Linked DNA regions of Homo sapiens: region 1 is linked to region 2. A link is an interaction called in ENCODE POLR2A ChIA-PET data of the cell type or tissue named here. Cell type or tissue: PC-9. All regions are shown on one strand. Each heading gives the region's core, and the rest is flanking DNA. Links, peaks and the distances in the headings are about the cores only. Region 1 overlaps FBXO45 (F-box protein 45). Region 2 overlaps LINC00885 (long intergenic non-protein coding RNA 885).

Region 1 (16,003 bases), core at 3,152-11,151, 420 kb before region 2:
TCTACCACAGTCCCAATTGTGGAACTGTGGTGGTCTCAATTTCTGGAAAGTAATCTTTTCAATGCTAACCTTTAAAACTCCTTAAATTTCTGGCCTGGCACGGTGGCTCGCGCCTGTAACCCCAGCACTTTGGGAGGCGAGGTGGGTGGTGTTGGCCAGGAGTTCAAGACCAGCCTGGCCAACATGGCATAAACCCCCTCTACTAAAAATACAAAGATTAGGCCCGGGAACAGTGGCTCATGCCTGTAATCCCAGCACTTTGGGAGGCTGAGGTGGGTGGATCACAAGGTCAGGAGTTCGAGACCAGCCTGGCCAACATGGTGAAACCCCGTCTCTATTAAAAATACAAAAATTAGCCAGGCATGGTGGCAGGTGCCTGTAATCCCAGCTACTCGGGAGACTGAGGCAGGAGAATCACTTGAACCCGGGAGGCAAAGGTTGCAGTGAACTGAGATCACACCACCGCACTCCAGCCTGGGCAACAGAGCAAGACTCCGTCTAAAAGAAAAAAGAAAAAAATTAGCCAGGTGTGGTGGCACATGCTACTCGGGAGGCTGAGGCACGAGAATTGCTTGAACCTGGGTGGCAAAGGTTGCAGTGAGTCAAGATCGTGCACTCCAGCCTGCGTGACTCTGTCTCCAAAAAAGAAACACACACACCACTCCCTAAGTTTCTATCTCTTCAAATTACTCACTTCTTCAAAATAACAAAAAAAAATTAATATTAATATGACAATCTACATAGTTTGGGGATTTAAAAGTTAAAGCTGGGTATAGTGGCATACACCTGTAATCCCAGCTACTTGGGAGGCTGAGGCAGGAAGACTGCTTGAGCCCAGGAGTTCAAGACCTGCCTAGGCAGTAGAGTGAAACCCTGTCTCCAAAAACAAACAAAAGTTCATTATACAGTAGTAGTTTCTTTATGGTTTAGGGCTCTGCTATTTTTGAAACTCTTTCTCCAGTCAAATAATTCTAAAAGGCAGAAAATGCCTAATCACTGAACAATGATTTTAAATATTAACTGGGTAAATCTTACTTTCTTTTGGTGTCTTATTGAATCCATATCTACACTTTATGTGAATGAGGGAGATGAAATAAATGGCTTAACATTTAAGTCAAATAATGAGAAAATAATGGCAACTATGAAATGACATTAACCACAAATTCCTTGTATGAAAAGATTTAATGAATTATGAGCCATTGATCATTACAAACTTTAAGCCTTAATATTTCTTCTTTCCTATGTAAAACCAGGTAATTAAAACAGCCTGTCTCAGTATGACAGAAGACCATAGTAGGGATAATAGTAACGTCTGCTTCCACATCTGCATGCTTCGTTAACCAACCAAAGAAAGTGCTCCAGGTTTCCCAAGTCAACAAAGTATACTCAGTTACACTTTCCCTGATCATACTATGAATTGAAACAGAACACTCCTTTGACTTTTAATAGCACTTTTCATCCACGGCACAAGCACTTTCCCATTATTTTCTCCTTTACCCTCAATATCCTTGTGAGGTAGTGAAGGGAGGGAGCAAGGATTTTTTTTTTTCTATTTTGCAGATGAGAAAACTCAAGGTGAATTTTACAACAGTGGTTCTCAACCTTGGCAGCATATTGAAATGACCAGAAAGTTTTTAAAAATCCTTATGACCAGCTCATATTCCAGACCAACATCAGAATCTTGGCATACGGAACCCAAGCATCGATGTGTCTTCCAACATTCCAAAGTGACTACAAAGTGTATACAGCCAACACTGAGAACCACTGGTTTGAATGATTTACACTCAATCTTCAGGCGCAACTGTCTTCTACCGAAATGCTCTCCTCAGCACCAATGACAAAGATATTCCATCTCCTTGAGCACTGCAGCAGTTTAAGATTTTGTAGAGCTACTACTGGGTTTTAGTGACAAATTTACGTAAATGAAGGCCCTCATGACCCAGATGCTCATGCTGCTCACTTCAATTGCATATGATTTGCGAATGGGACATTCGGGAATTTAAATCTTTGAGATAAGAATGGCTTGTTGTTAAATATTGAGGCAATTATTTCATTCTAGGTCCAATACGCAATAACCATGTGTTTCGGTTTTCCACTCAGCACCTTCAAAACTGTTGCAAATGAATGTTTACTAACAAGACAAAAGAGACAATTATAAACCAAACTCTCAACAAAATTCGGAATGGCCACATCACAACCTGAAAAAGAAACAAGTACTTAAAGGACTTGATCACTTCCTAACAAGTCCATCTTCAACCTGAACCACTTCTCTTGTTTAATCAAATTTTAAACTTTGCCGAACTGAGTTGTTCTACACCAAGAAAAATCAATTTCTATACCACCTACATTCTCTAATACATTTAACATATAATTTCACTCAATACAAGGAGGTTTCTTCTTAACCTGGACATCGAAAAGAATCTTTAACAGATTTCATCTTTTCAAGCAATGTATCAAATACACAATAAATACTTGTAAACTTTTCAGGTGGCAACAATAAATCTTTGTTCTATGGCTGAAATCCCTTGCTTCACAGGAGTATTGACAATCTTAACTCCCAAGGAGCAATCCAAGAATCCCGGCCAGCTGCTGGGTGTCCCTAATCAGATTTAAAACAAAACATACATACAGCAAGAACTCAGAAGTACAAAGATTTCGCTCGCTTTTGTCAATTCTTATGTATCTAAAACCATACAATTTATACTTTCATACAGAAAGATGTCTGTTTCTTTTCTAACAAAAGAAAAACTCTCAGCTCATGTGGGTTGGATTATTAATTCAAAAGCATTTTAGTGATGAGAAACAAGATTTGTAAGTCAAAATAGGAGTTAATGTTAAACTCTTCTACAACGAAACCTTCAAATATTGCCAACCTGAAGTTTTCAGCACAAGGTGTTGTATTTCAAGTCCCATGGGGGCAATTATCTATAATGAGATTAAGAATATTCTTAACCTGTTTCAGCTGGGTAAGTAAACGTTTTCTTTATAGCCCCAATAACGAGTTTGAGGCTTAGATTAGTTGCATGATGTAAACAATATGAAATTAAAATTTTTTTGATAATATCTACAGCATTTATAAGGTTACAAAATAAAAGGACCATTAATCAATTCTTTTTTTCCTAGGCTCTATGACTAATAGCTTTCATATTTGAGGCCTACAAGAGCAAATGGCAATGTTCTGTGTTATGAGACACTTTCTTAGAAGGCCAAAAATAAAACTGGATACCAAAAGATACACATTACTATTATGTTGAGATCATCCTTACTGATATATGTATAATTAGAAATAGATTTGCCTTCCTTCAATCTTTAGCCAGGAGACTGAGAGATCTTTACTATGATTTTGAGAGTAAAAACAAAAACAAACCAGACTCTAACAGCTATGGGAACTGTAAGCCAAAAATAATACAAAATGAGTCAATACAACACATCTCCTCTTAAAATCCTCTTCTTTGTAGTTAACCCAGTTGTCCCCAAATGTTATTCCAATTTTGTAACCATGTAGTGGTTTTTAAGAAATTAGAACTAGAACAAAACAACCTGTTTGTCCTTTCTTTTTTACAGTTTTTTTTTTTTACACACATATTATATACAACTTTTAAAATAGCTGCACAATTTTATATCTCACTTTTAGAGAAGTGCAGTCCAGGCAGACCATGCTTCTCAATATATTAAAAATATTAAATAAAACCCAACCAGTTTCATACTTTTCTAATAGTCAAGCTGGCTGGAAAAAAAAGGACTGGAGAAAGAACAGGCAGTTGTAAAATGGGATCAGTCTTCACAAACACACTACTTAAAAATCTTGCTATTTCCTTATCCCTTTGACAGCATCTCTACAATCTCACCTTTAAAGCTGGAAATAACACATTGCTAACTTAGAGACAACATCGGGTGCAACATGCATATGTCAACTGCCCACTCAACCAACTGCAACCCTGAGGATTTTTCTGGCCCAGTAGAAAGAGGAAACACGAAGATAATCTCTGCTGTAGAGCTGCTTCTCCAGTTTACGACTTCATGTGTTTTCAGGATGTTTCTTGGACATGCATGTGTGACAGTCACTTCATGGTTCTACTTCCCATAAGCAGATCTCTCCTCCATTCTGTCTGTCATCACAAGAAAGCCACTGTCATCCGTCCAAAGGTTTTCCAAGGTAAACCAAAGTCACTTCTGTGTTGCCATATACAGCAGAAACTGCTGGGTATAAGCAGACCTTTGGAAGTCCTCTAAAAGCAACCCCCAGGAACTCATATCCACGTTCAAAAGCTAAAGTCTTATCTTCCATGTCCAAGATGACTCGAATTCTTTCTCCTATCTGCAAACAGATATCAAAAGGTTAGAAGAAAATCTGCCAAGGGTGTAGCTAGAAGAAACAAGACACAAATCAAGAAGTTGAAAATATTAAGAATATTATCCTGAAAGCTATCTAGAAAAATCAGAAGGGAAGCTTTCTAGTCAGGAAGAAACATCTATAAAAAAAGGACATACATCTGGCCGGGCATAGTGGCTCATGCCTATAATCCCAGCACTTTGGGAGGCTGAGGCGGGCGGATTGCTTGAGCCCAGGAGTTCAAGACCAGCCTGGGCAACATGGTGAAAACCCATCTCTATTAAAAATACAAAAATTAGCTGGGTGTGGTGGCGCAAAGCTGGTATCGCACCACTGCCCACTGCACTCCAGCCTAGGTAACACATCACAAATGCTTACTTTGATAGTTTTGTTTTTAAGACTCACATGGAATCTACACTTAATTACTTACAATTTAAATGTTCCACCTGAACACTACCTAGATTGATTTTATTTACTCTTTGTTTAAAGGTTTTTCTTAAGGTTAACACTAAAATCTATAACTTGGCATATTTTACCAAAAAGAGCAATCTAAATCAGCTTCTCAAATTACTATACTATACATACAACGGAACTTTTTTTTTTTTTTTTTTTGAGACGGAGTCTTGCTCTGTCGCCCAGGCTGGAGTGCAGTGGTGCAATCTCAGCTCACTGCAAGCTCCGCCTCCCGGGTTCATGCCATTCTCCTGCCTCAGCCTCCCCAGTAGCTGGGACTACAGGTGCCCGCCACCACGCCCGGCTAATTTTTTGTATTTTTAGTAGAGACGGGTTTCACCGTGTTAGCCAGGATGGTCTCCATCTCCTGACCTCGTGATCCACCTGCCTCAGCCTCCCAAAGTGCTGGGATTACAGGCATGAGCCATCGCGCCCGGCCGTACAATGGAATATTATTCAGCCATAAACAGAAATGAAATTTTGATATATGCTACAACATAGATAGACCCTGAAAATATTATGCTAAGTGAAATGAGCCAGACACAAAAGGCTAAATGGTATGATTCCACCTATATAAAGTATCTAGAATACTCAAATATATATAGTTGTAGAGCAGAGTTTACCAGGGGTGGGGAGTGAAGGAAATAGGGAATGAACATAATAGAGATTATGTTGGGGTGAGGAAAAAGTTTTGGGTATAGAGAGAGGTGTGTGAATGTATTTAATGCCACTGAATTGTATACTTACAAATGGTTAAAATAATAAATATGTATGTTTCACCACAATTTTAAAAATCACCTTAGTAAGACACACAGCTTTTAAAGTTTACAAAGCAGTTCCACATGTAATGTGGAATCATGAATAATCCAATCTGGCTACAAATTCTAATGTAGAATATAGAATAGGCTTATTAAACAATTTGTGGTTCACAACTCTGAAACACCTGTTTGTTATAAAAAACAGCAGCACTGATTATTAAACGAAACTGGAAGCAGAATATATCCAGTTTTTTCCCATTTGGAAAAGTAAGCAAAAAAAAAAAAAGGATGTTTCATCTTTTTAGTTTGCCTTTATAAAAAGATGTTGCATCTACAAAATTGGAAACAGAAAGTCCTAATGTTTGCAATCAAAATTTAATTCTACCTGATTATAACCCCTACTATTGTCATTTACTTTCCTTCACTGTATTTCCTGTTAACAGTAACTGCCAACATCTGCTTTTTTCCTCCCTTTGCCCACCTCACAGATTAACCCACACCTCATTTTATGGATCTAAGAACCTCCAAATCATCATCACCACCACTCCTACCAACAAAATATTAACAAAGTAGAAATGAAAAGCTAATTTTGTTGGGTATTTGTGTTGTGTCGTATTTGTATTATCCCATTTAATCCTCACACTAATCCTAGGAACTATCCCTATTTTACAGAAGTTGAAACTAAGTAACGATTACTCCTGGTGAAATCTGCAAATCTGCTTCACCTTTGAGCACACAGCACGCACAAAGCCCAGGGTGGAGAAAGCGAAGTCTTACCATCTTTAGGTGCTGGGGTAAAACGTGGGGAGATGGCAGAGCAACTGGAAACTTAGAGGAGGAACTCCAGAAGCAACAGAACCACAGAAAGGATGAACCCCAAAATCTGAGAATTAACTTCCCAAATCCCTGAGTGACCACTATATTACAAAGGCACAGGGTAAACCTCCAGGACTAAAAAAGCAGCAAAGCTGAAAAAACTGAGCAGACATTAGCTGCCACACATCACATGAGACAGAGTTTATAGTTTGAGTATAGGCAAGTTAACTGCCTACTAAAACAAGAAAACCTATACTTTTCAGAGAATAAAGCAGTTTCTAGAAACAAAACATTCAGGAGTTACTACTACATATTATCTACACATCTAGGTTTCAGTTAAAAAAATTACTAGATATGAAAAGAAACAGGAAAGCGTGATTCATATTTAGGGGAAAAAAGCAATCAACAGAAGCTGAATCCAAGTGGTCCTAAGTGTTGGATTTGGTAAAGACTTCAAAGCAGCTGTTATGAATATGTCCAAAGATTTTTTTACAAATATAGTATAAGTAAATAAATAAGGAATCTCGAAAAGGAAATTTACTCTAAAAAAGAACCAGGCCCAGTGTGGTGGCTCACGCCTGTAATCCCAGTACTTTCACTTTGGGAGGCCGAGGCGGGCGGATCACGAGGTCAAGAGATCGAGACCATCCTGGCCAACATGGTGAAACCTCATCTCTACTAAAAATACAAAAATTAGCTGGGCATGGTGGCACACACCTGTAGTCCCAGCTACTCAGGAGGCTGAGGCAGAAGAATCACTTGAACCCGGGAGTCGGTGGCTGCAGTGAGCCCAGATCGTGCCACTGCACTCCAGCCTGACGACAGAGTGAGACTGTCTCAAAAAAAAAAAAAAAAAAAAAAAAAAAAGGAAAAAGAAAAAAAAGGAAATTCTAAAGCTGAAGTGTACAATAAGCAAAATTTACTAGCCCAGTTCAATAGCAGAGGTGAGATGGCAAAAGAAAAAAATTTATAACCTTGAAGACAGAACAGAAATTATCTAATTTAGGTCAAGCCCAGTGGTTCATGCCTATAATCCCAGCACTTTGGGAGACTGAGGCAGGCAGCTGCTTGAGCTCAGGAGTTTGAAACCAGCCTGGGCAAAATGGCAAAACCCTGTCTCTACAAAAAATACAAATATTAGCCAGGCATTGGTGGGGAGCACCTGTAGTCCCAGCTACTCTGGAGGCTGAGGTGGGATGATCACTTGAGCCTGGGAGGCAGAGGTTTCAGTGAGCCAAGATCATCACGCCACTGCACCACTGCACCACTCCAGCCGAGGTGTCAGAGCGAGACCCTATCTCAAAAAAAAAAAGGAAAAGAAATTATCTAATGCAAAGATTAGAGAGAAACAAGGTTGGGGGAAAAAACAAGAACATAGTTTTAGAGGCAGAGATAAGGACAACATCAAGCAATCCAACACTTACATTAAAGGTAAATGAACTAAACACTTAAAAGTCAGAGACCGAAGCTGGGCGCAGTGGCTCACAACCTGTAATCCCAGCAACTGGGAGGCCAAGGCAGGTGGATCACTTGAGGTTGGGAGTTCGAGACCAGCCTGACCAACATGGAGAAACCCCGTCTCGCCAGGCATGGTGGCTCATGCCTGTAATCCGAGCACTTTGGGAGGCTGAGGCAGGCGGATCACGAGGTCAGGAGTTCGAGACCAGCCTGGCCAACGTGGTGAAACCCCGTCTCTACTAAAAATACAAAAATTAGCTGGGTGTGGTGGCGCATGCCTGTAATCCCAGCTACCCAAGAGGCTGAGGTAGGAGAACTGCTTGAACCGGGACCCGGGAGGCAGAGGTTGCGGTGAGCTGAGATCATGCCATTGCACTCCAGCATGGGCAACAAGAGTGAAACTCTGTCTCAAAAGGAGAAAAAAAAAAAAAAGAAACCCCTTCTCTACTAAAAAAATATAAAATTAAATTAGCCGGGCGTGGTTTAGAGGCGCATGCCTCTAATCCCAGCTACTCGGGAGGCTGAGGCAGGAGAATCACTTGAACCTGGGAGGTGGAGGTTGCGGTGAGCCGAGATTGCGCCATTGCACTTCCAGCCTGGGCAACAAGAGTAAAACTCCGTCTCAAAAAAAAAAAGTCAGAGACAGAGACTGGGTTAGATAAAAATCAAGATCCAACTATGTGCTGTGTAGGAGCTCCACTTTAAATACAAAGACAGATTGACAGAGGATTACTAGAGTCAAAGGAAGTCATTTCATAATAAAAGAATAAATCAGGCAGGGAGATAAAACAATTAGAAATGTATATGCACCAGTAGTAACAGAGCTCCAAAATACATGAAGCAAACACTGAGAGAACTAAAAGAAGAAAGACAAATTAGCAAGGATAGATGGAGATTTCAATACTCCTCTTAGTAAATAATAGAAGGGTAGAAAAAAATCAGTAACACTATGTAAGACTTGAACATTATCAATCGACTTTGCCTAATTCTCATTTACAGAATATTCCATTCAGCAAAAGAATATACATTTTTTCAAGCACACATGGGACACTCATCCAGACAGACCACATATTAGAATAAAACAAATCTCAATAAATTTAAAAGGACTAAAACCATAGAGCATGTTCTCTGAAAAACAGACTTAAGGACTTTCACTTACAAAATCATTACAAGGGTGGCGACAGGACTTCGTTTTTAGTGATAAAGTCTACACACCCTTCTCCTTATAGTATCCGCAGAGCCTAAAAGGATAGTGAGGAAACATTCCATGAAAAAAATCCTTCCAGCTTTTATACCTCAGAAAATGGGATGTATTTTTGGTTCTTCTGCTTTAGTATGCCTGACTTGAGGTCATTACTGAGGCTGGAACTTTCACGCCACAGGTGGCTCTGAAATATGCAATCTATAGTTCTTTAAAGACTTCCAATTTCTTATCAGATTATTGTATATTACACCCTGTTAAGTCTGTAGTAATAAATACGGCTTTTACAAATAGGAACTATAATTTTAACTTGAGTCAAATGAGTATGCCTTAAGCCTAAGATGAAAAGAATAAAAAATACAGCAGTTTGCCTGAATTTGCCTGTCTCTGCAGAACTCACTGATGCCTCCAGGGGCTTTGAATCCACAAACATGTGCATGCACAGAGCTGTATTTACTGGGGTAAGGAGCCTAGAAAAAGATTTGGATGTGCCGTGATACAGGAAAGATGACCATCTAGAGCAGGGGTATTCAATCCTTTGGCTTCCCTGGGCCACACTGGAAGAATTGTTTTGGGCCACACATAAAATACACTAACACTAAAGATAGCTAATCAGCTTTAAAAAAAAAAATTGCAAAAAAATCTCATAATGTTTTAAGAAAGTTTATGAATTTGCATTGGGTCACAATCAAAGCCATCTTGGGCTGCATGCAGGCTGTGGGTTGGACAAGCTTGATATAGAGCATGAACTGGCAAACTACAGCCCCTGGACCAAATCTGTCCTGCAGCCCATAAATAAGGTCTATGGAATACAGCCATGTTCGTTCATTTACGTATTATCGATGACTGCTTTTGTACTATAAATAGAGTTGAAACTCGTGATAGATCCTTACCTTGAAAATGACATTAAAAAAAAAAAGTTGTGACAGAGACCATATGGACTGCAAAGACTTAAAGATTTACTACGTGGCCCTTACAAAAAGTTTGCCAACCCCTGATCTGGAGCAAAAATAGGCTGCTTAAAGTTGTATTAGGAAACAAATATTGAGATAGATCATTTATACATTTATTTAAAAATGGTCAAAAAATCTCCTTGAGGCTGGGCATGGTGGCTCACGCCTGTAATCCCAGCACTTTGGGAGGCCAAGGCAGGTGAATCACGAGGTTAGGAGTTCAAGACCAGCCTGGCCAAGATGGTGAAACCCTGTCTCTACTAAAAATACAAAAATTAGCCAGGCATGGTGGTGGGCGCCTGTAATCCCAACTACTGAGGCTGAGGCAGAGAATTGCTTGAACCTGGGAGGTGCAGGTTGCAGTGAGCCGAGTTGGCGCCACTGCACTCTAGCCTGGGCAACGGAGTGAGATTCTGTCTAAAAAAAAAAAAAGAATATTTTTCTGCATAGCCAAAATCAAAATATAACACCCAACAAAATTAACTATAACCCCCTAACATTAAAAAAAAAAAATCTCCTTGAAGTCTGGGTATCTGAAAAAATAAAAAAATAATAAAAATAAAAATTACCAAAAAGACAAAAACTGCTATATAAAAATTTGTAAATTTAAAACAAATTAAGGCGTGATTTGACAAAGGCCCATACTTGAGAAAAACCCCAGTTTCTCACCTGATATTTTGGTGCGTTGTTGCACTGTGGAAAACTGCCATTGACTTCTCCATTATGTAGTAGATTATTGTCCACCAGATTCCAGCCCCAGCTCTGGTCATCACTGCCCAGCAATGCCACATAACCTTGGCACTGCATGGGGGCCCGTTTTGTGGCAATTCCAATCACTGCCACAGTGCCCAGAGGGCCCTCCCACCACACTTCCCATGCATGGCGGCCCTCACTGAAACCAATCTTGGTCCTTGCACCATCAGTGCTCTGAGCAATGGGGTTTCGATGTAAAGTAAAGCCATTCTTCTTAATGTAGACATTCCTGGAGCAGTCATTAGTGCTGAAGGCATGTTGAAAAGCACGTATCTAAAAAGATGAAAAACAGACCAAATAAATAACAATTTTATTTTTCTTAAATATTAAAAATTACCCAAACTTCACGCTGTATGTTTTTAAATAACGAAGTTATATATTTTAAAATAACACAAGTATTTCCAAATAATGGCTGAAGTTTCAGGATGGAATACTAACAGAATAAATAACATTAAAAAATAAATGCCAACCGTTTCATCACTGACCAAAATTTTAAATTGTAGTATTTCCTCAAACAGACTTCTTAAAACATCAAAAGATACAAAAAAGAAAAATCCTTATATCTTACAGATAATACTGAAACGTTTATGGATAAAATAATGGTATCTGGGAATTGCTTTGAAATATCCAGAGATGGAGTGGGAGAGTGTGCAATAGAAACATGAAACTAGACTGGCCATAAATTAATCATTGGCAAAGCTTGGTGATGGGTATAAGGAAGTTCATCAAACTATTTTCTCTACTTTTGTTTATATTTGATATTTTTATACCAAAAAGTTGAGATGTACAGTTTTCATATGGGCAATGCTGTCATCAAAAAGAATTATATTTTACATAAAACAGAAACTTTAATCCTAGCAGCTCTAAAGTTTATGAAAAATTTTAGTAAACACAAACTACCTTAGATCCTCAGCCTACTTGCTGGATATGACTTACACAATAAAAAAATCACCAATCTCATTTTACCAAATCAAATAATCCCTTAGATAGCATCTAGGTTCAACTACTAGAATTTATGAAGAGAAGCTATCAATAAGACAAGTTAGTTGACTCTTCAGTAAATACAAAGGTTTACACTTCCAAAATAAAGAGGGTATGAAAATAGCTCTTCTATACAAACAATAACAATTTCTCATAAACAATTTTAAACTTTTAGTTTGTGTATTTTAAATTTTTTTTAGACAACGTCTCACTCTGTCACCCAGACTGCAGTGCAGTGGCACAATCGTAGCGCACTGCAGCCTTGAACTCCTTGGCTCAAGTGATACTCCCATCTCAGTCTTCCGAGTAGCTGGGGTTACAGGTTCGAGTCACTACGCCTGCCTGGCTAGTATGTTTTTAAAAAATCCCTTCTCTACTTTAGTCAAACTACCCAAAGCAGTGGAAGGCTGGGACCTATGCTTCAGCTAACCTGAGAAAAATCAACTCCAGAGGCATAGAATGTCAGCATTTAGGAAGACCCTTAAAGGTCACCTAGTCCTTCTCAGGGATTTCAACCGCGAGTTAGTGCAAGAGGCCCAAAGAGAGATCAAGGATCCAGTCCCCTCACCACCTGTTCGTTTACCATTCGCTGGCACTCTACCGTTTCAGTGAGCTGCAGAGCGCAGATTTAAAAACAGAGAACTATTTGTTTCCAGTATCCCATGCATTCACAATAAAACTGAGGCATTCCCAATGTTTTTCCTATCTGCTCGTATTATAAAATACTTTAAGGCACTTATAAGACCAAAACGTAAGATTCAATGAAGGGGCCGGGCGCGGTGGCTCACCCCTGCAATCCCAGCACTTTGGGAAGGCAAGGTGGGCAAATCGCCTGAACTCGGAGTTCAAGACTAGCCTGGGCAACATGGCGAAACCCCAACTCTAGTAAAAATACAAAAAATTAGCTGGGCGTGGCAGTGCACGCTTGTAATCCCAGCTACTTGGGAGGCTGAGGCAGAAGGAATGCTTGAGCCCAGGAGGCAGAGGATGCAGTGAGCCAAAATCACACCACTGCACTCCAGCCTGGGTGACAAAGTGAGACCCTGTCTCAAAAAAAAAAAAAGAAACAAAGAAAAGAAAGGAAAAGAAGATTAAATGGGGAAGGAACATGTCCCCAAAATAGCAAATACTGTCTAAATAACTCAAGAGAATAATATCAATAATTCACTATAAAATATTTAATTAATATTTCCCTATGCCTACTCCCCAATTCTTATAAATTCCAATTTCACATTGACACTATTGACAACCTCTTCCTTAAACTTCCTTTTCTTTTTTTTTTTTTTTGAGACAGAGTCTCACTCTGTCACCCAAGCTGGAGTGCAGTGGCTCAATCTCAGCTCACTGCAACCTCTGCCTCCTGGGTTCAAGCGATTCTCCTGTCTCAGCCTCCCCCGAGTAGCTGGGATTACAGACGTGCACCACCACACCCGGCTAATTTTTGAATTTTGAATAGAGACAGGGTTTCACCATGTTGGCCAGGCTGGTCTCAAACTCCTGACCTCAGGTGATCCGCCTGCCTTGGCCTCCGCAAGTGCTGGGATTACAGGCGTGAGCCACCACGCCCGGCCCTCTCTTCCTCAAACTTCTATGACATCTTCCTATTTCCCTGAACTGATCCTGTATCATTTCCTTTTTTGGTGACCACCCTTCCTCTGCCCCAACCAAATTCTCCAAACTCAGTCCTCAACTCTCTATCTGAATTATTTCCAAACCTGTCTTTCTAAAACAGCACCTTTACTACATATCTCATCCCAGTTCTATAACCTCTGGTAGTTCCATACTTAGTAGCATCACCAACTGCAAATTCTTCTGCCTGGCTTTCACAGCCCTCCAAATCTGATTCTTCCTATTTCCCTTTCTACCTTGATGATGTTCTTCTTGCTGAAAGTATTATATGTGCTTTCTTCTCCCACACATTCTCTAAGATCACCTCTATTAAGCTATTCTTAACCAGGGCCACCCAATTCCCTTGATGTCTCTCTCTGCCGGGTGCTTGCCCACCACTTTCTGTGCCACGTAACAATTTAGCAGCTCTTATTTTCTAACACACTTTTAACCACTGAGTCTAGTACAAAATAACTTGCAAAAAAAATCTAATCTAATCTAAATTGATCACACCTCAGTAGGAAATAGAGGACAGAAGAACATGTCAAGCAACACGATGATAATGAAATCCGCAAAATCGAGCTGAGAGTAAACCACCTTGTTTCCTCAACAAATAAGGTGGGAGGTTGGGGAGATGGTGAGTGAATATGTAGACTAAAATAGCCTTAAGAGACATATCAACCTTTGCCATGGGACCCTTATATAGATCTTGATTATATAAAATATAACTTTAAAATGCAACATTTAACATTTATGAGACAACTGGCAATTTGAACACTGCATTTTTGATATTAAGGAATTAATGTACATTTATATTTAGATGTGATAACCATATTGTGATTACATTAAGTGTCTTTACTTTTTAGAAACAGATACTGGAAACTTCATATGAAATGGGAAAATAGGCCGGGCATGGTGGCTCACACCTATAATCCCAGCACTTCAGGAGGCCGAGGCAGGCGGATCACGAGGTCAAGAAATCGAGACCGTCCTGGCCAACATGGTGAAAGCCTGTCTCTACTAAAAATACAAAAATTAGCTGGACGTAGTGGCAGGCTCCTGTAATCCAAGCTACTTGGGAGGCTGAGGCAGAATCACTTGAACCCAGGAAGCAGAGGTTGCAGTGAGCTGAAATTGTGCCACTGCGCTCCAGCCTGGGCAACAGAGCAAGACTCTGTCTCAAAAAAAAAAAAAAAAAGGAAAATAAAGACCAAATTAATAAATTAAAAACAACCCATAGCCTCACATTCCCATGCACAACCTGAATTTTGTTATGGCAAAAGCAGCATGAAGACCTAGCTTAAAATCTAAGTCTGAACTTTAGAGAATTCTCATCAGATGCCAAGTATGACTTAAATAATTAATGCTACGGGGTGATATGTAAAATATGAACTTAAAAAAAAAACAACTGAACAGATTAATAAACTCCACTTTCCTGTTCTATGCTATCCCTAAACCTTTTCCTATCATTCTCTGTTATCCAGGCTCCTGGGAAAATCCATTTGACACATCCATCTTCCTCATCCCATTCACCCAGTCAGCTGTCTACCTATGTATATTGTTTTCTACGACAGCTCTCCAGCCATCCCCTTCTCTCCTCGATGTACCTGTTCCAGTCTTAAGTATCTCTGGTATAGGCACTAACCGCTGCCCTCTCCAACTCATCTATGGCCTAGTCTTTTTGAAGTAGAGCCTTTGTCACTCTGCTGTTCAAACTTCTATGGTTTACAACTGTAGTACAAAACCCAAACTATAGACTGAAGGCTATATTTCAAAGCCCTCCATGATATATCTAGTCCCATAATATAGCTTTATAATATTTCCCACTACTTCCTTTCATTCAATCTAACTATATTATTTTATATCTTTAGCGCAGATCTCTCCTCTAAGCTCCAACCTCCAACAGCTGCCTATTGGAAATCTCTGTCTCAAAAATACTGTAAATGCTGCTCTCCCAAAACTGAACTCACTGCCATTTCTTCGAAACCTAGCCCACCAGCCTGGGCAACATAATGAGACATCTCTACAAAAAAAAATAATAATAAAAATTAGCTGGGCATGGTGGCACATGCCTGTAGTCCCAGCCACACAGAAGGCTGAAGTGGGAGGATCGCTTGAGCCCAGGAGTTCAAGGCTGCAGTGAGCTATGATCATTCCACTGCACTCCAGCCAGGGCAACAGAGCAAGACCTCATCTCAAAAAAAAAATCTAGATCAACTGATCTCTACATTATGTGAGCCAAATACTAGGAGTCATCCTTACCACTTCCCTCTTCCTCATCCCTATTTCAAATCTATTGCCAATTCTATAGATTTTACTTACTAAATCTGCCCATTTCTATCTCCTCCACTACCTATTTCCTAATTGATCTACCATATTTCTAAGGTCCTCTTCCAACCAACAATTTAGTTCTCCATACTAAAGTCAGAAATAATCTCTTAAAATGCAAAATAATCATATCACCAATCCCCACACCTCAAATCCTTCTTGCTTACAACTCAAAATGGCTTCCCTACGCTTTGGTCCCAGTCCACTTCTTCCATCTTATCTCAAACCAGCATCACCTTTGCTCTCTGTGCTCCAGCCACATTGACATATTTTCCATCCCTCACACTCATAAGGTTCCCTCCTGGAAGGCTGTTCTCTCTCCCCTTTGCCTACTTATCATCCTTCAGGTCTCAGTACATGG
Region 2 (16,003 bases), core at 5,065-13,064:
CTGTCAACAGCCCCAAGCCAATCCTGGGTGGCTCTTTCTCATGCTGGGGAAGTTGCCGTCCATCCTGGCTTGTGGAAATCCACAGTCACCCTCCTGATGACAGTCACCAGACAGGAACAATTCTCCTCACACAGAAATAGGGAGCCGTGACGCATGGTCAGCAGCTTGGATGAGGCCTGAGGGCCCAACTCCCACAGGGTCTGCCCTGAGCCTGCCTCTCCCAGAGGGACAGCACCTGACCTCCTGGGGTCATGGAATAGCGGCACCCAGGGCCAGCTGCATGGGTCAGTGGCCTGTGTGGTGGTACAGGGCGCCATGCTCAGAGGGCCCTACATTTGGCTTAATGCCCTACTATCACTGAAATTATTATTATTATTATTTTTTTGATAAGGAGTTTCGCTCTCGTTGCCCAGGCTGGAGTGCAGTGGCGCAATCTCGGCTCATGGCAACCTGCGCCTCCCGGGTTCAAGCGATTCTCCTGCCTCAGCCTCCCAAGTAGCTGGGATTACAGGCATGCACCACCACGCCCAGCTAATTTTGTATTTTTAGTAGAGACGGGGTTTCTCCATGTTGGTCAGGCTGGTCTCGAACTCGTGACCTCAGGTGATCAGCCGGCCTCGGCCTCCCAAAGTGCTGGGATTACAGGCGTGAGCCGCCGCGCCTGGCCTATTACCAAGATTCTTAATAACTTTTTGAAAAAGGGGCCCCATAAGTTCTGTAGCTGGTCCTGGTGACACCCCTTCCGCAGTAGCCCCAGAGGACTGCATGCCAAGCCCATGCCACACCCAGGTGGCCTCTGCTGTCTCTGAAGTCCCAGCATTTTGAACGTATGGCTCACATCTCTCACTACCCTGCCTTGTTTTAGAGTTCTTTGCCTGCAGGTGCCATTCTGCAGTGAGACTCTGAACTCCCAGAGGGCCAGGGCCAGCCTCTGAGCAGCAGGGTGCCTGGCTCCTGGACGGTGTTCAACAAATGTTAGCTGAAGTAACTACTGAAGACTTCATGCCAAGTCAATTTTTTATTGGCAAAGGAAAGCAAAACAGATGACCCCTGATTATAACGAATTGGATTTTGTTAGCAGAATGTGGGAAATAAAGTGATGTTGGCTCCCAGGAGCCCAGGTATCGTCCATGGCTGAGTTTCCACTTGGCTGTATCCCCAGAAAGGCACGGATATTTATGGAGCACCTGCTATTTCTTGGCGCTAATCCATGGTCTCCCATTGAATCCTACAACCTCTCAAAGGGGTTACCCCTGCTTAGGAGGCTCAGAGCCAAGTAACTTGCCCAAGGCCACACACTGCCAAGTAGTAGAGTGGGAATTTGAACATGGTTCTGTCTGGCTTCAAGGCCTCCTTCCTGGGTTTTGATCCTGGGGAAGGATCAGAGATGTGTAACTGGACAACTTCCTGTAAGGAGTAGCCAAAGAGTTTAGGACTGAAAACCCGAGGAGGGTCTGGATTAGAGCCCATCACTTCATTATTATTATTATTATTATTATTGCCCGGCTAATTTTTGTATTTTTTGTAGAGACAGGGTTTCACCATGTTGGCCACGCTGGTCTTGAACTCCTGACCTCAGGTGATCCACCTGCCTCAGCCTCCCAAAGTGCTGGGATTCCAGGTGTGAGCCACCACGCTGGTTGAGCCCGTAACATCTTGACCCATATGTGCTCCTCCTGCAAAGGGTGACGTGGTGAAAAGAGAGGATTCTGCGGACAGCACCCCTTGCTCTGCCACTCACAGCCGGTGTGACCTTGGCCTAGTTTCTTTTTTCTTTTTCTTTTTTTTTTTTTTTTGAGATGGAGTCTCCCTCTGTTGCCCAGGCTGGAGTGCAGTGGTGTGACCTCAGCTCACTGCAACCACTGCCTCCTGGGTTCAAGTGATCCTCCTGCCTCAGCCTCCAGAGTAGCTGGGGTTACAGGCGTAGGCCACCATGCCTGGCTAGTTTTTGTCTTTTTAGTAGAGATGGGGTTTCACCATGTTGGCCAGGCTGGTCTCGATCTCCTGACCTCAGGTGATCTGCCCGCCTTGGCCTCCCAAAGTGCTGGGATTACAGACGTGAGCCACCACGCCCGGCCATTGACCTAGTTTCTGAACTTGTCTGAGCCCCTCCTTTTTCATCTGTAGCAAGGGAAATAATAGCATTTCTGTCATCGTGAGGTTGCTAAGAAGACCAAGACAATTAATGTTGACTGAGATGATCGCACAAATGGGTCAGGACCCCGACCTTGGGGTTTTGGGTCGCATTCCCAATGTGGGGCCTCACAGCTTTCTGGAGGCTCTTTCAGATCAACTTTGGAATATTATTGAAACCAATGGCTGAATGGTGGCTCATGCCTGTAATCCCAGCACTTTGAGAGGCTGAGGCAGGAGGATTGATTAAGCCCAGGTGTTTGAGACCAGCCTGGGTAACATAGTGAGACCCTGTCTCTTTCAATTAAAAATAAATAAATAAATAAATAAATAAAGGCCAGGCGCAGTGGCTCATGCCTGTAATCCCAGCATTTTGGGAGGCCAAGGTGGGCAAATCACCTGAGGTCGGGAGTTGGAGACCAGCCTGGAGACCAACATGGAGAAACCCCATCTCTACTAAAAATACAAAATTAGCCAGGTGTGGTGGCGCGGGCCTGTAATCCCAGCTGCTTGGGAGGCTGAGGCAGGAGAATCACTTGAACCCGAGAGGCAGAGGTTGCGGTGAGCTGAGATTGCACCATTGCACTCCAGCCTGGGCAACAAGAGCAAAACTCTGTCTCAAAATAAATAAATGAATAAATAAATAAAATAAAATAAAATTATGACAGTAAGAGAAATTTGACATAGTTGGCTGTCTTACCTCCAGTCTCCAACCTGGGTCATTCCTGCCGGGTTTAGGCCAAGGTAACTTTGAGAGGAATTTTGTTTATTGTTTAACCTTAAAACAAGGATGATAATAGCCCTTCCCCAAACTAAACCACCCTTATAAAATGAATGAAAGCACACAAGATCAGGATTATGAGAAGAGCCTGGATTCTGCTGAGATGTAGGCATAAAGGGTAACCAGCCATTGTTCTGGAGGTCATGAGATTTTCAATTTCCCCAATTGTTCCTGTAGCTAACATCACCATTGTAAAACCTAAGACTGGTGTTTTGAGATGTCTTTTCAGACTTTTCGCATTTCTGACTGGCTGACTCCACTCAACCTGAGACTCATGACTCAGTTGGTCCTGTGGCCCCCACACAGAGGCAGTCTACACACACACACACAGAGGACCGGGTTCCACACCCGTATGGTTTCATTCCCAACCAACCAACATTCCCCGTTTCCTATAGCCCCTGTCCACCAAACTATTCACTATTCTTTTTTTTTTTTTTTTTTTGAGACTGAGTCTCACTCTGTCACCGAGGCTGGAGTGCACGATCTCGGCTCATTGCAACCTCCGCCTCCCGGGTTCAAGCGATTCTCCTGTGTCACCCTCCTGAGTAGCTGGGATTACAGGCGCCCACCACCGCTACCACCTCCAGCTAATTTTGTATTTTTAGTAGAGACGGGGTTTCATCACGTTGGTCAGGCTGGTCTCAAACTCCTGACCTCAGGTGATCCACCCGCCTCGGCCTCCCAAAGTGCTGGGATTACAGGCGTGAACCACCGCATCCAGCCACCAAACTATTCTTGAAATACCTCTGAGCTTTCGAGATTGATTTGTCTGTGCAGTGGGCAGGGCAGGAGATTATATTACCTGAATTTAGCCTTTATTGAAAATGTTTATCAGCCAGGTGTGGTGGCTCATGCATGTAATCTCAGCATTTTGAGAGTCAGGGGGATCGCTTGAGGCCAGGAGTTTGAGACCAGCCTGGGTGACATTGTGAGACCTCAGCTCTACAACAACAACAAAAGGAAAAATGTTTGCTCCCCAGGGTCTCGTGTGGCATGACTGGCTTCCCGATATTCATGTCCCCTTCTTCCTTACTAATGAAACTGCTTTTGTTTGGGGCATAACAGAGTGGTCAGCCAGGGTGAGCCACGGATCATGGCAACTGCCCTGTGCTTCCCCGGCCTACCTTGCAACTGGGAGAAACCACGTGACCTGTTCTGGCCAAGGGACCTGTGTGGAAGGAGGGTGCCTAGGACAGACCGCCTTCTTCCTGCTTTGAAAAGACTCCTGATACGGAAACTGCTGCAGTCTTATTTCCATGGGGAAAGGCCAAGTGAACCCCACAGATGCCAGCCCTGCCCACTTCCAGATTTTTTATTCTGGGAGACAAAGAAACCACTATTTCTTTACACCTGCCAGTCAAGTTTTCTGTTGTTGGCAGCCACGTTTATTCCCAATGCTTAAGCAGAAAACACTTCCTCCCACCTTCACTCCTCTGGGGTGGAGGGGATGCCCTCAGGCCCTGGAATAACCCTCTGTACGGGGGGCTTCTCTCCTGCCCCTATTCCAGCCTTTTATCTGGGGTGCTCTTGGAGCCTAGAGGCCATCCTCGTCTTTCTCTGACCACCCAGTTTGCCCCATGTTTTCCTTATCCATCCTGACCTCAATTTCCCATTTCCTTTGGTTAATCCTCTCTTGAAAGATCACTTTCCAGCCACACAGAGTCAATGTCCATTCCCCACACCATATAGTACACAACCCCCCAGACACACACACGCACCACACAACACACATCACACAACAGACACACACCACACACACTGAGTCACTGTCCATTCCCCACATCATATAGCACACAACCCCCCAGACACACACACACACCACACCACACAACACACAACAGGCACACACACCACACGCACAGAGTCAACGTCCATTCCCCACATCATATAGCACACAACCCCCCAGACACACACACACACCACACACCACACAACACACAACAGATACACACACAACACACAACAGACAACACCACACACTGAGTCAATGTCCCCACATCATATAGCACACAACCCCCCAGACACACACACACAACACACAACAGACAACACCACACACTGAGTCAATGTCCATTCCCCACATCATATAGCACACAACCCCCCAGACACACACACGCACCACACACCACACAACACGCAACAGATACACACACCACAACACACAACAGACAACACCACACACTGAGTCAATGTCCATTCCCCACATCATATAGCACACAACCCCCCAGACACACACACACACACACACACACCAAACAACAGACACACACCACAACCACCCCATACACATATCATGCAACAGACACACCACACAACAAACACACGTACACCACACACACCCCACACACCACCCCATATACACACACTACACAACAGACACACCACACACCACACAACGGACATACATCATACACACACCACACAACAGACACACACATCACACACCACCCCATACATACACACTACACAACAGACACATCACACACAGACACACACACACCACACACCATACAACACCAATACAAACACCACACAACAGACACATCACACACACACAACACACACCACAACAGACACACAGAACACATACAATACACACACAACACAACACAGGTGTACACACACATATCATAAAGACACACAACACCCACACAACACACACATCACACCCCCGCCCCCCATCATACGCCTCTCTCCTGACCCCTTTCTCTTGTATTTTTGTCCTCTGCATGTGTGGAGAGTCACAGATCCAAAACCCAGTGTCCTGGTTATGCTTCTGCCGAATTCCATTTGGTCTTGCCAGATGGAGCGTTCTTAATCTACATCCGATTTTAGAGACAGGAGAGGTTGCCGCGGGGGCCAGTGCCTGGGGAGCCTGCCCTGTCTTTCTCCGCAGCCGTGCCCAGCCGGCCTGCCAGGCGGGGTCTGGGAAGACAGCCTCACCAGGATTCTCAGTGCTAGTGTCTGACCTTGAAGGCCAGAGCTCCCGGGCCCCTGCGGGCTATTTTGGGACACCTCCCCAGGCCCTAGCCCCACAGAGCAGGTGCAGGGCTGGCCAGAGGAGCTGATGCCAGAGGGATTCAGTGCTCTGTCCTCCCCAGGCTACCTCCTGATGTAATGCTGGAGGCCTGGACCCATGGGGAAGTCCTCGACCCTTGCCCAGTTCAGGAGAGGCAGGGCCTCAACCCTTCCCCAGTTTATGGGGCCTGCAGCTTTGCCAGTGAAAGAGGAAAGCTGGAAAGAGACCCAGGGCTGTGGGTCCCGCAGGAGGTGGGGAGCGGCCCCTCCGTTGTGGGAAAGCAACTGCCGCAGGCCGGGCTGACCTCATGGGTTATGCAACCCAGGCCGGCCCGGGGGCTGCAGGGAGCAGCTCCCATTGTGTAGGCCTGCCTGGGGATCAGCAGCTCAGGCTCCTAAACCACAACCCACGTGGCTCCCGATGCCTCCTGACCCGTTTAGCAGAAGGTGGACAGCTTTCCCGCTCACCCTCCTCCTGCCCTGGGCGTGGCAGGGAAATGGAGTAATTAAAGCCTTTTGGGGATTATCAAGAAACTGCTAGATCACAAGTTCCCTCCTTGGGCACTCATGGCAAAGGGGAGATCAACCTGTAGTCTGCTGAGGGTCAAGGACGGGTAGAAGGAAGAGGGTGCCCCACCTTTAAAGGCCCTAGCCCTCAGCCTTCAGCGTGACCCCTTCAGTATCAGCATGTTTTGGAAAGAGGCCTAGTTCTAGTGTCCAAAGTCCTGTAAAGGAAAATTTTAAAAATCAGGACCACTCACACTTCTCTTTTTCTTTGAGACAGGGTCTTGCTCTGTTGTCCAGGCTGAGTGCAGTGGCGCTCATTTCCACCTTCAGATGTTCACCTTATCTTATATAAAATGTAGTGTTCGCCTAAGCCTGACTGCCCGCCTGCCCCTCTTCCTAGGTGTCATCCCAGCACTTTGGGAGGCTGAGGTGGGTGGATCACTTGAGGTCAGGAGTTTGAGACCAGCCTGACCAAATGGAGAAACCCCGTCTCTACTAAGAATACAAAAATCAGTCGGGTGTGGTGGCTCATGCCTGTAATCCCAGCTACTCGGGAGGCTGAGGCAGGAGAATCGCTTGAACCCGGGAGGTGGAGGTTGCAGTGAGCTGAGATCGCGCCACTGCACTCCAGCCTGGGCAACAAGAGTGAAACTCCGTATCAAAAAGAAAAAAAAAAAGGAAGAAATGTACAAATACAAAACTTGGAACTTCTTGGGAAAAACAGCCACAGATGTGTCTGTGGCTTGTTTTTCCCAGAAGCGCCCTAACGTGGCTTAATAAACCTCAGTGATTAAGACTTGCCTCAGTCACTCATTTTGGTTGTCAGTCCTCAATTGAGACTGGCCGGGTGACCCTGGGCAAGCTGCCTCACCTTTCTTCGCTGAGGAATCGCCTGGTGAGCCGCCGAGGAGCCTTACAGGAGGATTTCTGCAGTGGTAGGAGCTTTTCTCACCCACCTCCCGACAGCAGGGACTCTCCTCTCTCATTCCCTCTGTAGGTCCTGGAAACACTCCCTCTCAGGGCCTCTCGCACATCAGATCAAGCATATTAAAACACACCTGTGGCCCACATCAAGTATTTTTTGCTGTAATTTTTTTTTTTTTTGAGACAGAGTCTCGCTCCATTGCCCAGGCTGGAGTGCAATGGCATGATCTTGGCTCACTGCAGCCTCCGCCTCCTGGGTCCAAGTGATTCTCCTGCCTCAGCCTCCCAAGTAACTGGAACTACAGGCTGATGCCAACATGCCTGGCTAATTCTGGTATTTTTAGTAGAAACGTGGTTTCACCATGTTGGTCAGGCTGGTCTCGAACCCATGACCTCAGGTGATCTGCCCACTTTGGCCTCCCAAAGTGCTGGGATTACAGACATGAGTCACCACTCTTGGCTGCTGTAAACTTTTTGAAAGGGCTTTGAGAAAGCTGCTTTATAAATTATTTGACAAATAAATAACTTATTGAATTTTTTTTTCCTTGAGGCAGAATCTTGCTCTGTTGTCCCGGCTGGAGAGCAGTGATGCCATTCTTGGCTCATTCAACCTCTGCCTCCCGGGTTCAAATGATTCTCCAGCCTCAGCGTCCCAAGTAGCTGGGACTACAGGCTCGCACTACCATGCCCACCTAATTTTTGTATTTTTAGTAGAGACAGGGTTTCATCATGTTAGCCAGGATGCTCTCGAACTCCTGACCTCATGTGATCTGCCCACCTCGGCTTCCCAAAGTGCTGGGATTACAGGCATGAGCCACTGCGCCCAGCCAATAAATAATTTATTGAATGTCGATTGGTTATAATTTTTCTTTCCCTTTTTTTTTTTTTTTTTGAGACGAAGTCTTGCTCTGTCGCCCAGGCTGGACTGCAATGGTATGATCTTGGCTCACTGCAGCCTCCACCTCCCAGGTGCAACCAATTCTCCTGCCTGAGCCTCCTGAGTAGCTGGGATTACAGGTGCCCACTACCATGCCTGGCTAATTTTTGTATTTTTAGTAGAGACGGGGTTTCACCATGTTGGTCAGGCTGGTCTTGAACTCCTGACCTCAGGTGATCCAACTGCCTCGACCTCCCAAAGTGCTGGGACTACAGGCATAAGCCACTGTGCCTGGCCAATTTTTCTTTTTTAGAAGTTTATTTTAGGCCAGACGCAGTGGCTCACGCCTGTATTCCCAGCACTTTGGGAGGCCAAGGTGGGTGGATCACGAGGTCAGGAGATCGAGACCATCCTGACCAACATGGTGAAACCCCATCTCTACCAAAAATACAAAAATTACCTGGGCGTGGTGGCAGACGCCTGTAATCCCAGCTACTCCGGAGGCTGAGGCAGGAGAATCACTTGAACCTGGGAGGTGGAGGTTGCCGAGATCATGCCACTGCACTCCAGTCTGGACACAGAGCTAGACTCTGTCTCAGAAAAAAAAAAAAAAAAAAAAAAAAAAAAAAAATATATATATATATATATATATATATTTTAATTTAGTTTTTATTTGGAATGCAGTGGTGTGATCACGGCTCAGTGTAACTTCAACCTCCTGGGCTCAAGTGATCCTCCTGCTTCAGCCTCCTGAATAGCTGGGACCACAGGTGCCTGCCACCAGCTGCCTAACTTTTTTTTTTTTTTTTTTTTTTTTTTTTTGTAGAGATGGAGTCTTTGCTATGTTGCCCAGGCTGGTCTCAAACTCCTGGCCTCAAGTGATCTTCCCTCCTTGGTCTCCCAAATTATTGGAATTATAGGCGTGAGCCACTGCCCCCAGCCTGGTTATGATTTTTTAGTGATCATGGTGTCTATTGGAAATTCTTAGAAAGTAAGAAATGCTACAAAATGTTTCTAAATGTAGTGCCATTTTCTTGAATACTGAATGAATTCATTTACAAGCCAGTTAGTAAACCATTAGCAACTGAAGATTGTCCATGTTGGCAGTATTTACACGACGGAAATAGCAAACACTACAAATCAGTGAAGTGTACAAATCAGTGTGGTCATTCATAGCACCAACCCTGCCCCAGCTGATTTACTCCTGATCACTGGGAAATTATTTGTTTTTTCTTTTAATCTCTGGGTGACTCAAATGTGTAGTCAGCAATCTGGAAGAAGTTCAGGATCTTGAGTCCACTGAGATAGGCCCCAACAGGGACTGTGGCTCAAGAGGAACCCGGACTGAATTCCATCTAGAAGGAGGACTCACTCCGGGAAAGAGGGAGTGCTCCTTAGGGAGGTGCTCCCTGCCTCCAGCCCAGGCCTTGCTCTTGGTGAGTGGTCATTTAGAGCAGGGGTTTCATGTCTTCATGTCTTTGTATTTGCACAGTAGTCAATTTATTTACTGCTGCCACTTTATTCAGTAACCTTTAGCCTATTAATTGTGTTTATTTTATTTCCCTTTTCGTCTTTCAGTGTTACTAGGCCCTGCTGGCAAACAGAATTGAGGGGGGCCTGCCCAGCAGGGAGGAAGGAGGGGCCACAGCGAGGAGTGTCTGGGACTCAGCTGAGCCTTTCTTGCCTCTGAGGCAGGTGGCCTGGGGAAGTCCTTGATCTTGAACCAGCCGGTTACAGTCTGCGGGTGGCCCCACCTTCAAAGTAAGAAATCCCCATGATTCCACTGGGGCGGCTTCAGCCAGAGGAAGCTGATGAGCCCAAGAGCTTCCTGAAAGCTGCCCAGGGCTCCTGAACAAAGGCTCCAGCTCTGAGAGGCCGTGTGAAACCGGCAAGAGCATGGAGTTACTCACGGGGCAATGGAGCATGGCACGTTCAGCGTGGAGTCCAGCGAACTGAAGGACAAATTAGATGTGCGTGTTTCAATGGAGGGGACTCTCAAAACAAGCTGTGGAGTAAAACAATGAAGGTTACCAAACCACGCACAGCACACACTGCCATTTGTGGGAACGCACTCACGTACAAACACTGAACCAGTGAAACGCCGTCTCTACTCAAAATACAAAAAATTAGCTGGGTGTGGTGGCCCGCACCTGTAATCCCAGCTACTTGGGAGGCTGAGGCAGAAGAATTGCTAGAACCTGGGAGGCGGAGGTGGCAGTGAGCCAAGATCATGCCATTGCAGTCCAGCCTGGGTGACGAGCGCGAAACTCCGTCTCAGACAACAACAACGACAACAAAACTAGTGACTGGAGAGGGTTTCGAAAGAACAAGCTGACCTGATGGACAAAGATATACATCAAAGATATATATATATATATACACCATATATAAACACTATTTAGAGTCTTTTTTTTTTTTTTTTGAGATGGAGTCTTACTCTGTTGCCCAGGCTGGAGTGCAGTGGTGTCATCTTGGCTCACTGCAACCTCCACCTCCCAGATTCAAGCGATTCTCCTGCCTCAGCCTCCCAAGTAGCTGGGGATTACAGGTGTGCGGCACCATACGCAGCTAATTTTTTGTATTTTTAGTAGAGATGGGGCTTCACCGTGTTGGCCAGGCTGGTCTCTAACTCCTGACCTCCACCCGCCTCGGCTTCCTAAAGTGCTCAGATTACAGGCATGAGCCACTGTGCCTGGCCACAATTTAGAGTCTTTATAAAGACAGGCTCCAAATAAAATTCGAGGTCTCTCCCCAGGGACATAGAAAAGAGAGTGGTCATGGCTGGACATCATGGTTCATGCCTGTAATCCCAGCACTTTGGGAGGCCAAGGCAGGCGGATCATGAGGTCAGGAGTTCGAGACCAACCTGGCCAATATGGTGAAACCCTGTCTCTACTAAAAATACAAAAATTAGCCAGACGTGGTGGCGTGTGCCTGTAGTCCCGGCTACTGGGGAGGCTGAGGCAGGAGAATAGCTTGAATCCGGGAGGCAGAGGTTGTAGTGAGCCAAGATCGTGCCACTGCACTCCAGCCTGGGCAATAGAGCAAGACTCTGTCTCAGAAAAAAAAAAGAGGCACCTTGAGTTTCCTAAGGGTAGGCCATGTCAGGTGAACAGCCCCTTTTATTCACAGGAGAAGGGAAGGGAAGAAGCAAACATCTGTAACAGGTTTCTCACTCCAGGCTCCATGCTGGGTGACCTGAGCGCTCACAGCAGCCTAAGGGTTAGTCAGGTGTCTCGTTTTACAGATGCCGAAACTGAAGGGCTGCAGTGAGTGTTGTGAGAAACTCCTCTCAGAGTTGTGTGGTGTGTGAAACATTATGGGACTTAATTACTTAAATGTGTTTGGAAATTCAACACCACAGATTAAGAATGTAGACATTATGTCATCAAACCTGGTTTTTAATCACAGCTCCTCTGCCTATTAGCTCAAGGACTTTAAACATATTATTTAATGTCTCTAAGCCTCAGTTTTCATATTTTTAAACTAGTGCTGATTATAATACACCTCTTAGGTTGTTGTGAGGATTGAATAAAATAAAATGAGCAAAGTGAAAAAAAAAAAAAGAAATTTGCTTCAGGGGGCAGTTGAAAATCTGGGTTCAGGCCGGGTGCCATGTCTCACGCCTGTAATCCCAGCACTTTGGGAGGTTGAGGTGGGCAGATCACCTGAGGTCAGGAGTTCGAGACCAGCCTGGCCAACAAAGCAATGTCCTGTCTCTACAAAAAGTAGAAAAATTAGCCAGGCGTGGTGGCACACACCTGTAATCCCAGCTACTTGGGAAGCTGAGGCAGGAGAATCCCTTGAATCCAGGAGGCGGAGTTGCAGTGAGCTGAGACTGTGCCACTGCACTCCAGCCTGGGCAACAGAGCGAGACTCTGTCTCAGTAATAATAATTAATAATAATAAATAGAGAGTTACAGGGATCATGGCGGACGGGAGGCAGGACTAGATTGCAGCTGTGACTCAGATGGACAGAGCAGCTGTGGAGACTCACATAGTGAATTTTTGCTCTGGAATGACTGCAGGAATAAAGCAGGAAAGCTGAGAGCACCCACAGACCCCATGAAGGAAGCAGATCGCTCCTGCAGGACCCATGAGACACCCCAAATACTGTGCTGGTATCCATGGCTGAGAGACTCACACAGACAGTTCACATCACAGGACTCAGTGCAGACAACCCCAGTACCAGCCTGGAGCCTGGTAGACGTGCTGGGTGGCTAAATCCAGAAGAGAGATAACAATCGCTATAGCTTGTCCTCAGGAAGCCACATCCATAGGAAAAGGGGGAGAGTGCTACATCAAGGGAACACCCCGTGGGACAAAAGAATCTGAACAGCAGCCTTGAGCCCTAGACCTTCCCTCTGACAGAGACTACCAAAATGAGAAGGAACCAGAAAACCAACTCAAAACAAGGTTCTTTAACACCTCCAAAAAATCACACTAGCTCACCAGCAATGGACCCAAACCAAGAAAAAAATCCCTGGTTTACCTGAAAAAGAATTCAGGAGGTGAGTTATTAAGCTAACTAGGGAGGCACCAGAGAAAGGCGAACCCCAATGTAAGGAAAAAAATGATACAAGAAGTGAAGGGAGAAATATTCCAGGAAATAGGCAGCATAAATGAAAAACAATCAAAACTTCAGGAAACATTGGACACACCTAATAGAAATGCAAAATGCTCTGGAAAGTCTCAGCAATAGACTCAAACAAGCAGAAGAAAGAAATTCAGAGCTTAAAGACAAGGTCTTTGAATTAACCCAATCCAACAGAGACAAAGAAAAAAGAACAAGAAAATATGAACAAAGGCTCCAAGGATTCTGGGATTATGCTAAACACCCAAACCTAAGAATAATTGGTGTTCCCGAGGAAGAAGAGAAATCTAACAGTTTGGAAAACATATTTGAGGAAATAATCGAGGAAAACGTGCCCGGCCTTGCTAGAGACCTAGACATCCAAATACAAGAAGCTCAAGGAACATCTGGGAAATTCATCGCAAAAAGATCATCGCCTAGGCACATAGTCATCAGGTTATCTAAAGTCAAGACGAAGGAAATAATCCTAAGAGCTGTGAGGCAAAAGCACCAGGTAACCTATAAAGGAAAACCTATCAGATTAACAGCAGATTTCTCAGCAGAAACCCTGCAAGCTAGAAGGGATTCAGGTCCTATCTTCAGCCTCCTCAAACAAAACAATTATCAGCCAAGAATTTTGTATCCAGTGAAACTAAGCTTCATATATGAAGGAAAGATACAGTCTTTTCCAGACAAATGCTGAGAGAATTTGCCACTACCCAGCCAGCACTACAAGAACTGCTAAAAGGAGCTCTAAACCTTGAAACAAATCGTGGAAACACATCAAAACAGAACCTCTTTAAAGCATAAATCTCACAGGACGTATGAAACAAAAACACAATTTAAAAAATAAAAACAAAAAACCGAGCCATATAGACAACAAATAGCACGATGAATGGAATGCTACCTCACATCTCAATACTAACATTGAATGCCAATGGCCTAAATGCTGCATTTAAAAGACACAGAGTTGCACAATGGGTCAGAATTCGCCAGCCAACTATCTGCTGCCTTCAGGATGCTCGTCTAACACATAAGGACCCGCACAAGCTTAAGGTAAAGGGCTGGAAAAAGACATTTCAGGCAAATGGACACCAAAAGTGAGCAGGGGTAGCTATTCTTTCATCAGACAAAACAAACTTTAAAGCAACAGCACTTAAAAAAGACAAAGAGGGACAGTATATAATGGTGAAAGGCCTTGTCCAACAGGAAAATACCACAATCCTAAACATATATGCACCTAACACTGGAGCTCCCAAATTTGTAAAGCAATGACTAATAGACCTAAGAAATGAGATAGACAGCAACACAGTAATAGTGGGGAACTTCAATACTCCACTGACAGCACTAGACAGGTCATCAAGACAGAAAGTCAACAAAGAAACAATGGATTAAAACTATACCCTGAAACAAACGGACTTAACATATATGCAGAACATTCTACCCAACAACCGCAGAATACACATTCTATTCAACAGTACATGGAACTTTCTCCAAGATAGACTATATGATAGGCCACAAAACGAGCCTCAATAAATATAAGAAAATTGAAATTCTATCAAGCACTCTCTCATGGCCACAGTGGAATAAAACTGGAAATCAACTCCAAAAGGAACCTTCAAAACCACGCAAATACATGGAAATTAAATAACCTGCTCCTGGATGATCATTGGGTCAAAAATTAATTCAAGATGGAAATTAAAAAATTCTTCAAACTGAACAACAATAGTGACACAACCTGTCAAAACTTCTGGGACACAGCAAAGGCAGTGCTAAGAGGAAAGTTCGTGGCTCTAAACACCTACGTCAAAAAGTCTGAGGCCGGGCGCAGTGGCTCCCGCCTGTAATCCCAGCACTTTGGAAGGCCGAGGGGGGCGGATCACGAGGTCAGGAGATCGAGACCATCCCGGCTAACACGGTGAAACCCCATCTCTACTAAAAATACAAAAAATTAGCCAGGCGCGGTGGCGGGCATCTGTAGTCCCAGCTACTCGGGAGGCTGAGGCAGGAGAATGGCGTGAACCCGGGAGGCGGAGCTTGCAGTGAGCTGAGATCGCGCCACTGCACTCCAGCCTGGGCGACAGAGCCAGACTCTGTCTAAAAAAAAAAAAATGTCTGAAAGAGCACAAGCAATCTAAGGTCACACCTCAAGGAACTACAGAAACAAGAACAAACCAAACCCAAACCCAGCAGAAGAAAGGAAATAACCAAGATCAGAGCAGAACTAAATGAAATTGAAACAAACAAACAAAAAATTACAAAAGATAAATGAAACCAAAAGCTGTTTCTTTGAAAAGATAAATAAAATTGATAGACCATTAGCAAGATTAACCAAGAAAAGAAGAGGGCCGGGCGCAGCGGCTCACGCCTGTAATCCCAGCACTTTGGGAGGCTGAGGCAGGTGGGTCGCCTGAGGTCAGGAGTTTGAGACCAGCCTGGCCAACATGGCCAAACCCCAGCTCTACTCAAAATACAAAAATTAGCTGAGCGTGGTGGTGGGCGCCTGTAATCCCAGCTACTTGGGAAGCTGAGGTGGGAGAATCGCTTGAACCCAGGAAGCAGAGGTTGCAGTGAGCTGAGATCGTGCCATTGCACTCCAGCCTGGGCAACAATAGTGAGATTCTATCTCAAAAAAATAATAATAATAAAGAAAGAAAGAAAGGAAGAAAGAAAAAGAAAAGAAAAAGAAAAACAGAGAGGAGAGAAAATCCAAATAATCTCACTAAGAAACGGAACAGGAGATACTACAACTGATACCACAGAAATGCCAAAGATGATTCAAGGCTACTGTGAACACCTTTGCATGCATAAACTAGAAAACCAAGAAGAGATGGGTAAATTCCTGGAAAAATACAATCCTCCTAGCTTAAATCAGGAAGAATTAGATACCCCAAACAGAACAACAGCAAGCAGCAAGATTGAAATGGTAATTTAAAAATTACCAACAAAAAAAAGTCCAGGACCAGATGGATTCACAGCAGAATTCTATCCAACATTCAAAGAAGAATTGGTACCAATCCTACTGAAACTATTCCACAAGATAGAGAAAGACGGAACGCTCCCTAAATCATTCTCTAAAACCAGCATCACCCTAATACCAAAGCCAGGAAAACCAAAAAGAAAACTGACCTAAAAAGAAAACTACAGACCAATATCCCTGATGAACATAGATGCTAAAATCCTTCACAAA

The links. Peaks named below come from ENCODE experiments on the same cell type or tissue, not always from the same donor. Only the 100,000 strongest peaks of a DNase experiment are listed, where the experiment ranks them.
Region 1: POLR2A ChIA-PET joins it to region 2 with 5 read pairs; 1 of 35 experiments calls an interaction of 5 or more read pairs at or near these places.

Annotation. Positions count from the first base shown.
Region 1 is chr3:196,572,448-196,588,450 of GRCh38, reverse strand. It overlaps FBXO45 (F-box protein 45), which reads right to left. Exons shown (of 3, transcript NM_001105573.2): 2 at 10,642-10,998; 3 at 1-4,318. The coding sequence ends at 4,133. Among named protein-coding and RNA genes, the nearest start is that of FBXO45, 12 kb to the right of the region's middle. In PC-9, for the core only: no CTCF peak of the experiment used is centred there; no DNase peak of the experiment used is centred there; H3K27ac peaks cover 437 bases.
Region 2 is chr3:196,154,142-196,170,144 of GRCh38, reverse strand. LINC00885 (long intergenic non-protein coding RNA 885) reads right to left here. Exons shown (of 3, transcript NR_034088.1): 3 at 9,255-10,245. Among named protein-coding and RNA genes, the nearest start is that of LINC00885, 20 kb to the right of the region's middle. RefSeq lists a silencer at 9,639-9,688 and enhancers at 9,989-10,188, 10,209-10,278. In PC-9, for the core only: no CTCF peak of the experiment used is centred there; DNase peaks (open chromatin) are centred at 6,314 and 9,474; H3K27ac peaks cover 791 bases.